Linked DNA regions of Homo sapiens: all the other regions are linked to region 3. The links are chromatin contacts, found by Hi-C or POLR2A ChIA-PET in ENCODE. All regions are on one chromosome and are shown on one strand. The core of a region is the stretch at or near the end of the contact, and the rest is flanking DNA. Distances in the headings are between cores, read along the strand shown. Region 1 holds the start of SPMAP2L (sperm microtubule associated protein 2 like). Region 2 holds the start of ARL9 (ARF like GTPase 9). Region 3 has its middle 54 kb from the start of CHAER1.

Region 1 (3,485 bases), core at 659-3,158, 230 kb after region 3:
AATATGTGTATGATGGTACTGATTAATTAGGGAGAAATTGATGCTGTAGAAGAGAGAGGATAACTGCAGGAAGAAAGTTCTTCAGGAAATGAGAGTGGTATCTAAAGCATAAGTGAAGGATTTTGCTTTTCATTAAAAAAAAAGGCACAATTCTTCCCTGAAATATGAGAAAAGGCAGAATTCATGGGTACAGATGCGGGTAAAGCAATAGATCCATTGTAAGAAAATAAGGGATTTCATGATTGATCACTTCTATTTTCTCGATAAAGAATGGGGCAAAGTCTTCAGCTGGGTGGGGGGGTCAAAGGTGTGAAGTTTAGAGGAGAGTAAGGCAGTTAGTCATCTTCAGAGACTGGGAAAACCAACTTACTAAGGGAATAAAGTGAGCTTGCCAGGCAGTGCCAAGTGACCAGTTGAAATGAAATTGAAATAAACCAGACAGTATGACTGTGCAATTTTGCACAGCAAGAGTCAACTGCTGAGGTGTAGGAAGCGAGTAGATGGACGGCTGGGTTTAATCAGGGTTGAGGTTTTGTCAGAAGTATGATGGATAACCAGAGAGCCAATGGAATGGTGGAAGACATAAGGGAGCAACTGCAATGGCAGACCATGGAATCGAGGCTGGATAAGGAGCAGTCAGTGAGAACATAAGATAAAAATTGGTTTCCCAAAAGATTGGCGGTCCAATGAGGACAAATAATTGCTTTGGGTTGGGTCATTAGTGAGGGGTCATAAATGAGCGAGTGGGGTCAGAGCAAGGATGTTTATAACCAAGTCCCATCTGCTCTGTTACCTTGTGAAGGTGGTGAGGACTGAGCATATCGTGAGCACTTTGTAGATGCATACTCTTTGAATACTTGCTCAATGAATGCTTTGTTTCCACATGTGACCATATGCCAAACACTGACGAAAATATCCTCCCTTCAAGGATCACTCTCTTTAGTTAAAGAGAAAGATGAATGGTGAAATACAAGATCTTAAGTGCTCTAATAAGGGTAACATTCAAAGTGCAACCCAGAGGGATGCAATGACTAACTGTAGAGGCGAATGAAGAAGGGCTTCAAAAGGAGGTAACAATAGCTCATTAGATAGCAGTGGAAGACAAGAGATTCAGCTTCTCTCATTATCAGGGTGTCAGTTTCCCATCTGAGTCCCTTGAAACGCAAGGGCTGATGACTGCGAAGCAACAGGTAAATGACACGAGTTCTTTTCAATATGGCAAGCTCTTGCATGCAAACCTCCACCTTAGGACCCCCGGTTCTAGATGGGGCGTGGGTGCTCAGCGCGTGGGGAATGAGGGGAAGGGAGAAGCAGGAGAGGGGACGAGGGAAGGGGAACACCTACCACCCAGGAAAGACAGCTGAGGCCGTGGCGGGGCTCTGGTGATCAGAGAGGGGGAGATCATTACTGCGGCGCTGGGAAGCAACTCGGTTTCCTTGGCCTCGCGGGACTTGCGGGGCTCACGGGTGTGGCGGAGCTGGCGGGGTTCACGGGCCTTGAGGAGTTTGGGGGCTGCATGGGGCCCATGGAGTTCGTAAGGTGCATAGGAGTCCCGGGGCTTGTGGGGCGCATAGGGAGCGTGGGGCTCATAGGACTCATGAGGCTCATCACATTCCTCGGACTCGTCTCTCTGGTCTTGCTCCCTGACCTCCTCGGGTTCCTCGGGATTCTCGTGTTTCTCGGGATCCTCGGACTCCTCAAGCTCTCTGTGAGTGTCGAGAATCCTGAGCACAATGGGCTTCTGGAAGACTTCGGAGCAAGTGGATATTTCTGTTGAGACCTGCCCATCGGTCACCTCGGACGGCGCAGATGAACTTAGAAACTCTTGGTTCTCCATTCGCGCCAGAAGCTTCTGTCGCGCGCGGGACTCACCCTCCCGACTGGTTGCCCAGGCGCAGTTTGCTCTCTGCGCGATACGATAAGGGCTGCCGGGGCCCCCCGCGCCCAGCCCCGCCCCGAGCCCCGCCCCGAGCCCCGCCCCAGCCCTACACAGCCCCGCCCCGGTCTAGCCCCCGAGCCCCGCCCTAGTCCCACACAGCCCCGCCCCGGCCGGACTCAGCCTCATCTCACTCCGCCTTCCTGCGCGTTGTACGGTTGCCAAGGGGACGCACCACTCTCCAGGACCTTCTGGGCGCATCTGGGGACTAAGAAAAGCCAGAGACAGGTCGGTGGAGATAGGAGACGAGATGCTGACCCTGTTCCCCGTGTCCAGAGCAAGGATTCTCGCCTGCTGTCGTTCGCGGAGGCCCTGGGGTAGAACATGTCAGTTTCTAATCTAGTTAGGGCGCCCCTCAGACCCCAGAGGCAATCTGTAAAGAGCTTGTGCCCAGAGGTTCCTGGACACAATCTCTATACGGGCTTTTGTCCCCTAATCATGCTGGGAGAGGATGCCGAGACTGATAATATTCTAAGGCCCTCAGTTACTAACACTGATTTCCATCAATTTCTAGTTAAATGCACGACCATCAGAATGGAGCGGGGGCGGGGGGCGGGGGGTGTGGGGGAGGTGGATCCACCAGTGCGACATTTGACATAAGCTTACATTCAAGAAGAGTCTCAAACTTGAATGTTTTACTTTATCTCCACATGAAGTTCTATACACAGTCACAAAGAAACACTGACTGGATTAAAAGAAAAATATATTCATCTACAACTTGTGTCTCATTACAGGGCTCACTATCTACTGAAGCATGCTATCAGCTACTTTTTATAAAGGGCTGTAATTATCTTGTGAACAGTACAACTGTGTGCTGTGTTCTGTGGGTGCGTCCATTAATTTGTTAACTGTGGTATCTTTTAAATATACCACACTTCTTGTAACCCTGTTTTTGGCATCCTCTCTTTTTTATCACTTATTATACCAAGAGACTTTAAAAACATAGGTGGCCTGGCCGTCTCTCAATCCTTGAGGAGTGCTTTCAGCTAATTTTCATGGTGGTGACAGTGTGATAGAGGGGAATAGAAGTGGTGGAGTTTTACTGATGTGTTTATTTTCAAGGGAAGGGACTAGAGGTGTTGAGGAATAAGTTGTCTGTTAAAATATTTAGTAAACCCAAGTACCCCTTTTGCTCGTTACTGGGTATTCCTTGTATGTACTTAGTCTCATAGATGCTAAGAAAAGTTAGAAGAGAAATATTTTGGATTGTGAATGTTATCTGGAATGGAACTAGAAGATTCATTCTAGCATGTGCGTATATGAATCGGAATCTCCTTCAACCTTACTTTGATAGAGATGTGTGTAATATTGTATGGAAGTTCAGGAAATATCCCCCAAAACTTGGAAGGAGAAATAAAGCTACTCTCAGAGAGTTTTAACTCAACCTTTAAACCAATCAGGGAGGAGTTATGTAAATCCACCTTAAAGAGGCAGGATGGCCCTTAAATCAGTAAAAGTAGTCCCTGGTTACATGAAATGTCTTCGAAAGTCCAAAGAACATGTCAATTGAAAGAGGGGGATTCAGGCCACTGTGAATGTACAGAATGAG
Region 2 (4,052 bases), core at 341-2,840, 250 kb after region 3:
ATCACGCCACTGTACTCAAGCCTGGGCGACAGAGCCAGACTCTGTCTCAAAAAAACAAAAACAAAAATATCAGTTCCCTTTCCAACCACGTTGCTGTCCCTACGCCCATCCTACCTAGAAATTCTGCATTCAGGCTTCCTCACATTTACCTTCTCCTAAGGAAAGCTGAATTTGTAAAACAGTTCAGACACAAAATGTGATTCTGAACACCGTTTTTGTCAAAAGTTATTCCTTTAGCCAAATATGAGTCTATGTAGTCTGTGTTTTACCAGAGATCAAATCTCTGTTAATCCGTGGTGGCTCACGCCTGTAATCCCAGCGCTTTGGGAGGCTGAGGCGGGCGGATTGCTGGAGCCCAGGAGTTTGAGATCAGCCTGAGCTACATGGCGAAACTCCAGCTCTGCACAAAAATACAAAAATTAGCTGGACATGGTGGCGTGTGCCTGTAGTGCCAGTCACTGAGGTTGGGAGATGGGGGCGGTGCCAGGCTGAGGTGGGAGGATCCCTCCAGCCTGAGAGGCAGAGTAAGACCCTGTCTCAAAAAAGAACACACACACACACACACACACACACACACACACACACACACACACAACTGTGTTAATCATTCATAATTGTTTAGAACCAGAGCGCAGCTCTAAGCCAAGGAGCCAGCTCAGGAACTCCAGGAGCACAGAGACCATTCAGCTGACCCAAATAATGCCAAGTTTCTAAGACCTGTCAGTTAAAACTTTTCCGCCATCCATTCATGGTACTGGTGGTCTGAAAACAACTGCAGCGTCCCCAAACACCTCCTGCGTTCAGGAACCCTGCCCCTTCTGACAAAGAACGCATTCAATGCAAAGAGGGCCTGCGTGTGGGGAGGGTTCGGGGCTGGTTTCTAAATGTGGTCAGGTGGTCTGTGCGCTAGTGTTGCGCGCTGGACAGATCTAAGGGCAGTAGAGGGGCCGTTCCCCATGTCCCCATGAAGACCGAGATCTCTTGTCCCTCAACAACAGACCCGACTGAGGTTAAGACACAGGGGTAGCGATAAGGGCTAGGGTGGGCAGGGGGCCCGGGAAAAGGGGATGGGTCGTTCAAAGTTTGGCGCATCTCTTTCATCCATAGGTAAATAGCCCTCAGTTGAGATCCATTCGCTCCCACGCGGTCGGGGGCCTCCGACGTAACAGAGACAGCGCTGGGGTCTGAACGGCCGACAAAAGCCTTGGGGCAAGGGGTCCTGGGCACTGGGTCTCTTACCAGCGGCTCGAGCGGGGTCCTTGTCAAGGTGCTGTCCTTGTTCTCCCCTTTCTCTTCTTGTCCCTTAAATTGTTCCTTCTCTTTGTTTGTCTCCTTCCCTTGCTTTGTCCTCTTTTCCTCTTTCTCTTTTCCCTTTCTCCTCTCCTGCTTCTCTTGCTTTTGTTTAATTTTCTGCTCCACCTCCTTTCTTTTCACTTTCTCTTCCCTACCCTTTTCTCCGATTTTCTCCTCCTGCGTCTCCTTTTCCTTCTCTTTCTTCTTCACTTTCCCCCTCTCCATCCCCAGCGCCGCGGTTTCCTTCCCTCCCGCCGCGTGCCCGCGTGCTGAGCGGTGGCTCTGGGCCCCAGGTGTGGCTCCCGAGGTGCACGCCCGACAGAGACGTAGGCCCCGCGGCGTAGACAACCCGCGGGCGCTGCCAACCCCGGCACCGCCGCCAACCGCCGCTTACCTCGCGGATGCAGGGCTTCTTGCAGCCGATTCGCTGAACCCGCAGGGGTTCGCAAAGAGGGAAGGGCGGAGGCGTACGGATGGATTGAGCCCAGCCAAGCGAAACCAAGAGGTCCCAACCAGGACGTGGGACAGTTCGGCGGGGTATATCATTGCTGCAGAAAAAGCGTCCCTAGCGCGATTACCTCGGGCCAGGCAGGGTGGCTAAGAGCCTTCCACGTGGGCCGCAGTCTAAGCAACCTTAGCGTCTGACGTCTCCGGCTTCAATCCCGAGACCGGCCAGCCTGTGTGAAGAACCCCTGGGGCGTCAGAATCCAGAGGTTCCGGGAGGATTCTCAGCCTTCCCTCAGCTCCCAACCATGAGCCTGTACTGCTCATGTCATGTATTTCTCCGCCCTCTCCCGAGTAAACTCCGCTAGGAGTGTCTCCAGACTACTACCCAGGATTATTAGTTGACTATTACCCAGGATTATTAAAGACAAATAGAAGAACGTGAATGGGTTCCATTGTTTTAAGTTCCTGTTTTGTTTTTGAGACGGAGTCTCTGTCACCCAGGCTGGAGTGCAGTGGTGCGATCTCAGCTCACAGCAACCTCCGCCTCCCGGATTCAAGCGATTCTCCTGCCTCAGACTCCCAAGTAGCTGGGATTACAGGCGTGGGCCACCACGCCCGGCTAATTTTTGTATTTTTAGTAGCGACGGGGTTTCACCATGTTGGCCAGACTGGTTTCAAACTCCTGACCTCAAGTGATCCTCCCCGCCTCTGCCTCCCAAAGTGCTGGGATTATAGGCATAAGCCGCCGTGCCCGGCCTGTATTTCACTTTAAAAAAAATTATTCGGAGATAGCCTGCCAGGATCACAGCTGCTAGTAATGCTCAGTATTAAAACCAAAACCAAATAGTCTAGTCACTTCTAATTATCTAATAAATGGTAAATAAGGCACACGAAGGGCTTTTCAAAGGTGGTATTGTTTCTCAAACTGGCTAAGAAATATCTGGAGGGTTCCTTTTATCTTGCTAAACTGAACTCTTTAGTATATTTCAGTTTAGCACAATTATATATTTTTTGAGACAGTCTCGCTCTGTCGGCCAGGCTGGAGTGCAGTGACACAATCTCGGCTCACTACAACTTCCACCTCCCGGGTTCAAGCAATTCTCCTGCCTCAGCCTCCCGAGTAGCTGGGATTACAGGCATGTGCCACCATGCCCAGCTAATTTTTGTATTTTTAGTAGAGACGGAGTTTCACCATGTTGGCCAGGCTGGTCTCGAACTCCTGACTTCAGGTAATCCGCCTGATTGGGCCTCCCAAAGTGCTGGGATTACAGGCATGAGCCACCGCACCCGTCCAGCACAATTATTTTTTGAGACGGAGTTTCACTCTTGTTGCCCAGGCTGGAGTGCAGTGGTCCGATCTCAGCTCACTGCAACCTCTACCTCCCAGGTTCAAGCGATTCTCTTGCCTCAGCCTCGCACGTAGCTGGGATTACAGGCATGAGCCACCATGCCTGGCTAATTTTGTATTTTTAGTAGAGATGGGGTTTCTCCACGTTGGTCAGGCTGGTCTCGAACTTCTGACCTGAGGTGATCTGCCCGCCTCGGCCTCCCAAAGTGCTGGGATTACAGGTGCGAGCCACCGTGCCCGGCCACAATTATTTTTCAATGTAATAAACTTATTTTCCTTCATTGTATCTGTTTCAAATAGACTTGTAAGGAACAATGAATAGCAGGTTCCAGAAGGCTTGAGTGATGCAATGATATTTAAGGTTGGCTGTTCCCAATAGCATTGGAATTGCTATGCTTAATGACTTTTTCAAAGGTTTACTTCTGTTTATACACACACCAAGATGAATTTTCAGTAAGTTTACACGGGGTTCTCTCAATCCCATTAGATTAGTTTTATGGGTTTGCTAAGAGGGACAGTACACACAATTTTGATACTCAGCTTAAAAGAAAATTCTTGGTTATACTAACCAGGAAGTCCTCCATAAAATGCCAACACCCAAAACACCTTAATCCATATTCACTGCTAAAATATTTTATTTTAAAATGTACCACAGTGAATGGATGTATCCATACTGGTTCTTATAAATGTACACATACACATCCATATATTTGACAAAGTATATATATGAACTGGTTAAAGACCTATCCAAAAGAGGAAATATTTCTAGAAAGTTCATGTGTTTATACTTCATTTGACAATTAAAACTTATTTGAACTGATGAAGTTTTAGTTGCTTAGCAATGACTAATAATACCAATGCCTGTCAATAATGACAACTAAATTGAGAACTATAAATTTCACTGCTGTGCCTTGGGTCAAAATTTTCAATGATGGAATCCTAAATAAGTAACAGTTATTCCTAT
Region 3 (3,581 bases), core at 1,082-3,581:
TGTAATCCCAGCACTTTCGGAGGCCGAGGCGGGCGGATCACAAGGTCAGGAGATTGAGACCGTCCTGGCTAACAAGATGAAACCCCATTTCTACTAAAAAATACAAAAAATTAGCTGGGTGTGGTGGCGGGCACCTGTAGTCCCAGCTACTCAGGAGGCTGAGCCAGGAGAATGACGTGAACCCAGGAGGCAGAGCTTGCAGTGAGCCGAGATCGTGGCACTGCACTCCAACCTGGGCAACAGAGCGAGACTCTGTCTCAAAAAAAAAAAAAAAAAAAGAAAGGAAAGTAAAGGAATAAAGAATGGCTACTTCATAGGCAGAGCAGCGCCATGGGCTGCTCAGCTGCTTACACTTATTGTTACTTCTTGATGATATGCTAAACAAGGGGTAGATTATTCATGAGCTTTCTGGGAAGTGGGTGGGCAATTTCCGTAACTGAGGGTTCCTCCCCTTTTTAGACCATATAGGGTACTTGCTGACATTGCCATGGCATTTGTAAACTGTCAGTGCGCTGGTGGCAGTGTCTTTTAGCATACTAATGCATTATAATTAGCAATATAATGAGCAGTGAGGATGACCAGAGGTCACTTTCATTGCCATCGTGGATTTGGTGGGTTTTTGCTGGCTTCTTTACCACAACCTGCTTTATCAGCAAGGTCTTTGTGACCTGTATCTTGTGCCGATCTCCTATGTCATCCTGTGACTTGAGTGCCTAACCTTCTGGGAATGCAGCCCAGTAGGTCGCAGCCTTATTTTACCCAGTCTCTATTCAAAATGGAGTTGTTCTGGTTCAAATGACTCTGACACTAGCACTATAGGAAGCTGAGGCGGGAGGATCGCTTGAGCTCAGGAGTTCAAGACCAGACTGGGCAACATAGCGAGACCTTGTCAGTACAAAATACAAACAAAATTAGCCGGGAGTGGTGGCATCTGCTTGTAGTCCCAGCTACTTAGAATGCTGAGATGGGAGAATTGCTTCAGCCCAGCAAGTCAAGGCTGCAGTGTGCTATGATCGTGCCACTGCACTCCAGCCTGGGTGACAGAGTGAGACCCTGTCTCAAAACAAAAAATAAAGCAATTGCAAATATTTGAAACCCCCAAAAAGAATGGGGAAGGGGTGAATCCTATCTTTACTTAATATTTTGGTTATTGTTCATGATCAGTTCTTTTGCATTAATTTTGATTTGCTAAAATACTGCATTAAAATACCATTTATCCTAATTACCGAGAGTCTAGGCATCCCCTTCCTTACCTCACCCTAGTCCCAGCCCTTCAAGTGCCTCAATTTATAAGACTTTCTGGTAAGAGCCCTTTAGTGAGCTCACCTGTTGCGTTCTGAATAGGGATCAGTTTTTTAATGTTTTCATATACGTTTTCAGGAACACAGCTAGTATATAACAAAAGGAAGGACTCTCCTGTATATTTTTTCTTGGTGTTTTAAAGCCCATGCATACGAACAAATGTCTCCAATGACACAGAATCTCCAACTCCAGTTGCAAATCCTCTCTCACCCAACAGGCACTCTTTATTCGGAAGAGAACTTCCTTTAACCCTGAGTAGGAACTAAAATTCAAGTCATGTAAAAACAACACTTTTCAAAAGTGCCAGTATTTTGCTTTCTTCCTGTCCTCTGGTATGTGTTCTAAGTGCTTTTTTTAACAAACTAGTCTGACAGAAACCGCAACTGCAGGAAGCTGGAGCCCAAAATAAATAACTATATTTAAAAAAAAACACTTAGGTTCAGCTCTTAAAGAGCTAAACAGGCTCATAGCAAGTAAAACCCAGTCCTCTGCAGTAAAACCACCTCCCTCCCTACCTTATTGCTGAAAGTCAAGCTCCTGCCCTCCTACCCTAGACTTTCCATCCTAAGAGTCCCAGTCCCTCCTACTTTGAAGCCAAACGCATGGCTCCAGAGATGCCTGGCTTCACTCTGCCTCCTTCCTCCTGGAGGGCCGGAGCAGGGGCTTCACACTCACAGGGTGACAGAGCAGCACAGGACAGAATGACTCAGGTGGCAGGAACGCTCTGGTTGCTTGATGAGCAAAGCGTGTGGGGGAGGAGCAAATGGCTTCGACCAAGCAGCAGATGAGCAAGGCAGTCTAAGAGGAGAAAAGGGAATCACATAATTTGTATTTGTACTTTCTTTAAAAAAAAAAAAGACCAAAAACCAAAGAAACAAAGCTCAGATTCTACTTAGCGATCTCAAGACTTGCCCACAGATACTCAACTAAGTGTTTAACAATGTCTACACCCTGTCCAGGCCAGCCTGTGTCTCTTCTCCAGCCCGTAGCTGTCAGGTTGTTTTATACGCTGGTGCCACCTGTGGGGCGTGGTACAGGGGGGCCTGCTGGATTACATCTTAGTGTGTATTTACTACACATGCTGCCTGAACTGCCTGCATTCTGGCTGTGGCCTGGTGTATATCCCAGGCCTTGGGTCATTTCCATCCTACGTCTCCCAGAGCCCATAGATACCCGGGGTGGCCTTTAAAACTGGTGTCAGGCTGGGCCTGGAAAGTACCACCCAGATCCAGAACCAGCCTGCAGAATCCAGCTGCCTGGGGTTTGGGAGGGAAGGCCTTGACAGGCACTAAGCTGGCTGTTCCCTGTGAGTCAGAGCACACTGCACTGGGAGTTACATCCCTTGGGATGGGTTGAACAGTCACAACCAGAGGATACAGAGAGTCTCTTCCTTACCTCCTTCAAGCCAACCACGGGCTTTGTGTATTAGTTTTTTCATGTACAAAGCTGTCAAATAGTAAGGTCGAAGGGTATTCCTTGTCCCCTCTTGCTAATAATGCAGGATTCTAGCCCTCTCTGCTTCTCATCTTAGATATTTCTGAATGCTCACAGGAGTTTATCTTGCATCCTTATGATTAAGTCAGTTCAATTTCAATGTTATGTCCTGGACTCTGCTGCCAGTGTCTGGCACTGCTACCCTGTGCTGCTAAAGTGCAGGGCAAAGTAGGGAGACAGCATCATGGCCCCCTTTTTATAGGTTTCACTCTGTTGTTAGGATATAGGAGTGGTACAGTAGGCCAAAAAGTGACCCCCCAAAAGATATCCACATCAAACCCCTAAATCTGTGAATGTTCCCTTGCTGGGGAGAAAAGGTCTTTGCCGATGTGATGAAATTAAGGATCTTGACAGGAGGTGCTTATTCGGCATTATCCAGGTGGACCCCAAATGCAATCACATGTATCGTTATAAGATAGACACACGGAGGGGTTGGACGTGGTGGCTCACGCCTGTAATCCCAGTACTTTGGGAGGCTGAGGTGGGCAGATCACCTGAGGTCGGGAATTCAAGACCAGCCTGACCAACATGGAAAAACACCGTCTCTACTAAAAATACAAAATTAGCTGGGCGTGGTAGCGGGGTGCCTGTAATCCCAGCTACTCTGGAGGCTGAAGCAGAAGAATCGCTTTAACCCAGTGGGCAGAGATTGCGGTGAGCTGAGATGGTGCCATTGCACTCCAGCCTGGGCAACAAGAGCGAAACTCTGTCTCAAAAAAAAAAAAAAAAAGATAGACATACAGACAAGACACAGACATACTACAGAAGACATACAGAGGAGAAGT

Evidence for each region. Hi-C counts contacts between places; a loop is a spot of excess contacts on that map. ChIA-PET counts read pairs that join two places held with the same protein, here RNA polymerase II (POLR2A). Pooled maps may share reads with other maps.
Region 1: a loop to region 3 is called in a pooled map, with 4 times the contacts of the local background. The contact joins the promoter of SPMAP2L here to the enhancer-like site in region 3. A Hi-C loop is called at or near these places in 1 of 37 single-sample maps with no recorded cell type and 10 of 50 pooled maps. POLR2A ChIA-PET finds 5 or more read pairs at or near these places in 3 of 52 experiments (CD8-positive, alpha-beta memory T cell, HEK293T and naive thymus-derived CD4-positive, alpha-beta T cell).
Region 2: a map of naive thymus-derived CD4-positive, alpha-beta T cell shows a loop between it and region 3 (4-fold over the local background). The contact joins the promoter of ARL9 here to the enhancer-like site in region 3. A Hi-C loop is called at or near these places in 1 of 168 maps with a recorded cell type or tissue (naive thymus-derived CD4-positive, alpha-beta T cell) and 1 of 50 pooled maps. POLR2A ChIA-PET finds 5 or more read pairs at or near these places in 1 of 52 experiments (GM12878).

What each region holds. Positions count from the first base shown.
Region 1 is chr4:56,529,029-56,532,513 of GRCh38, reverse strand. SPMAP2L (sperm microtubule associated protein 2 like) reads right to left here and starts at 1,908. Exons shown (of 9, transcript NM_001256475.2): 1 at 1,345-1,908. The coding sequence starts at 1,837. LOC105377665 (a long non-coding RNA gene) reads left to right here and starts at 2,028. Exons shown (of 4, transcript XR_941077.1): 1 at 2,028-2,164. RefSeq lists an enhancer at 901-1,434.
Region 2 is chr4:56,503,329-56,507,380 of GRCh38, reverse strand. It overlaps ARL9 (ARF like GTPase 9), which reads right to left and starts at 1,590. Exons shown (of 4, transcript NM_001363794.2): 1 at 1,240-1,590. The coding sequence starts at 1,518. SRP72 (signal recognition particle 72) reads right to left here. Exons shown (of 19, transcript NM_006947.4): 19 at 3,700-4,052.
Region 3 is chr4:56,756,366-56,759,946 of GRCh38, reverse strand. No RefSeq gene overlaps it. Among named protein-coding and RNA genes, the nearest start is that of CHAER1, 54 kb to the right of the region's middle. RefSeq lists enhancers at 1-424, 1,396-1,565, 1,696-1,755, 2,086-2,155. Within about 2 kb of position 2,331, at least 26 of the 41 ENCODE cell types and tissues checked have a DNase peak (open chromatin) inside an H3K27ac peak, as active enhancers do; they include GM12878, where a contact is called at or near this core.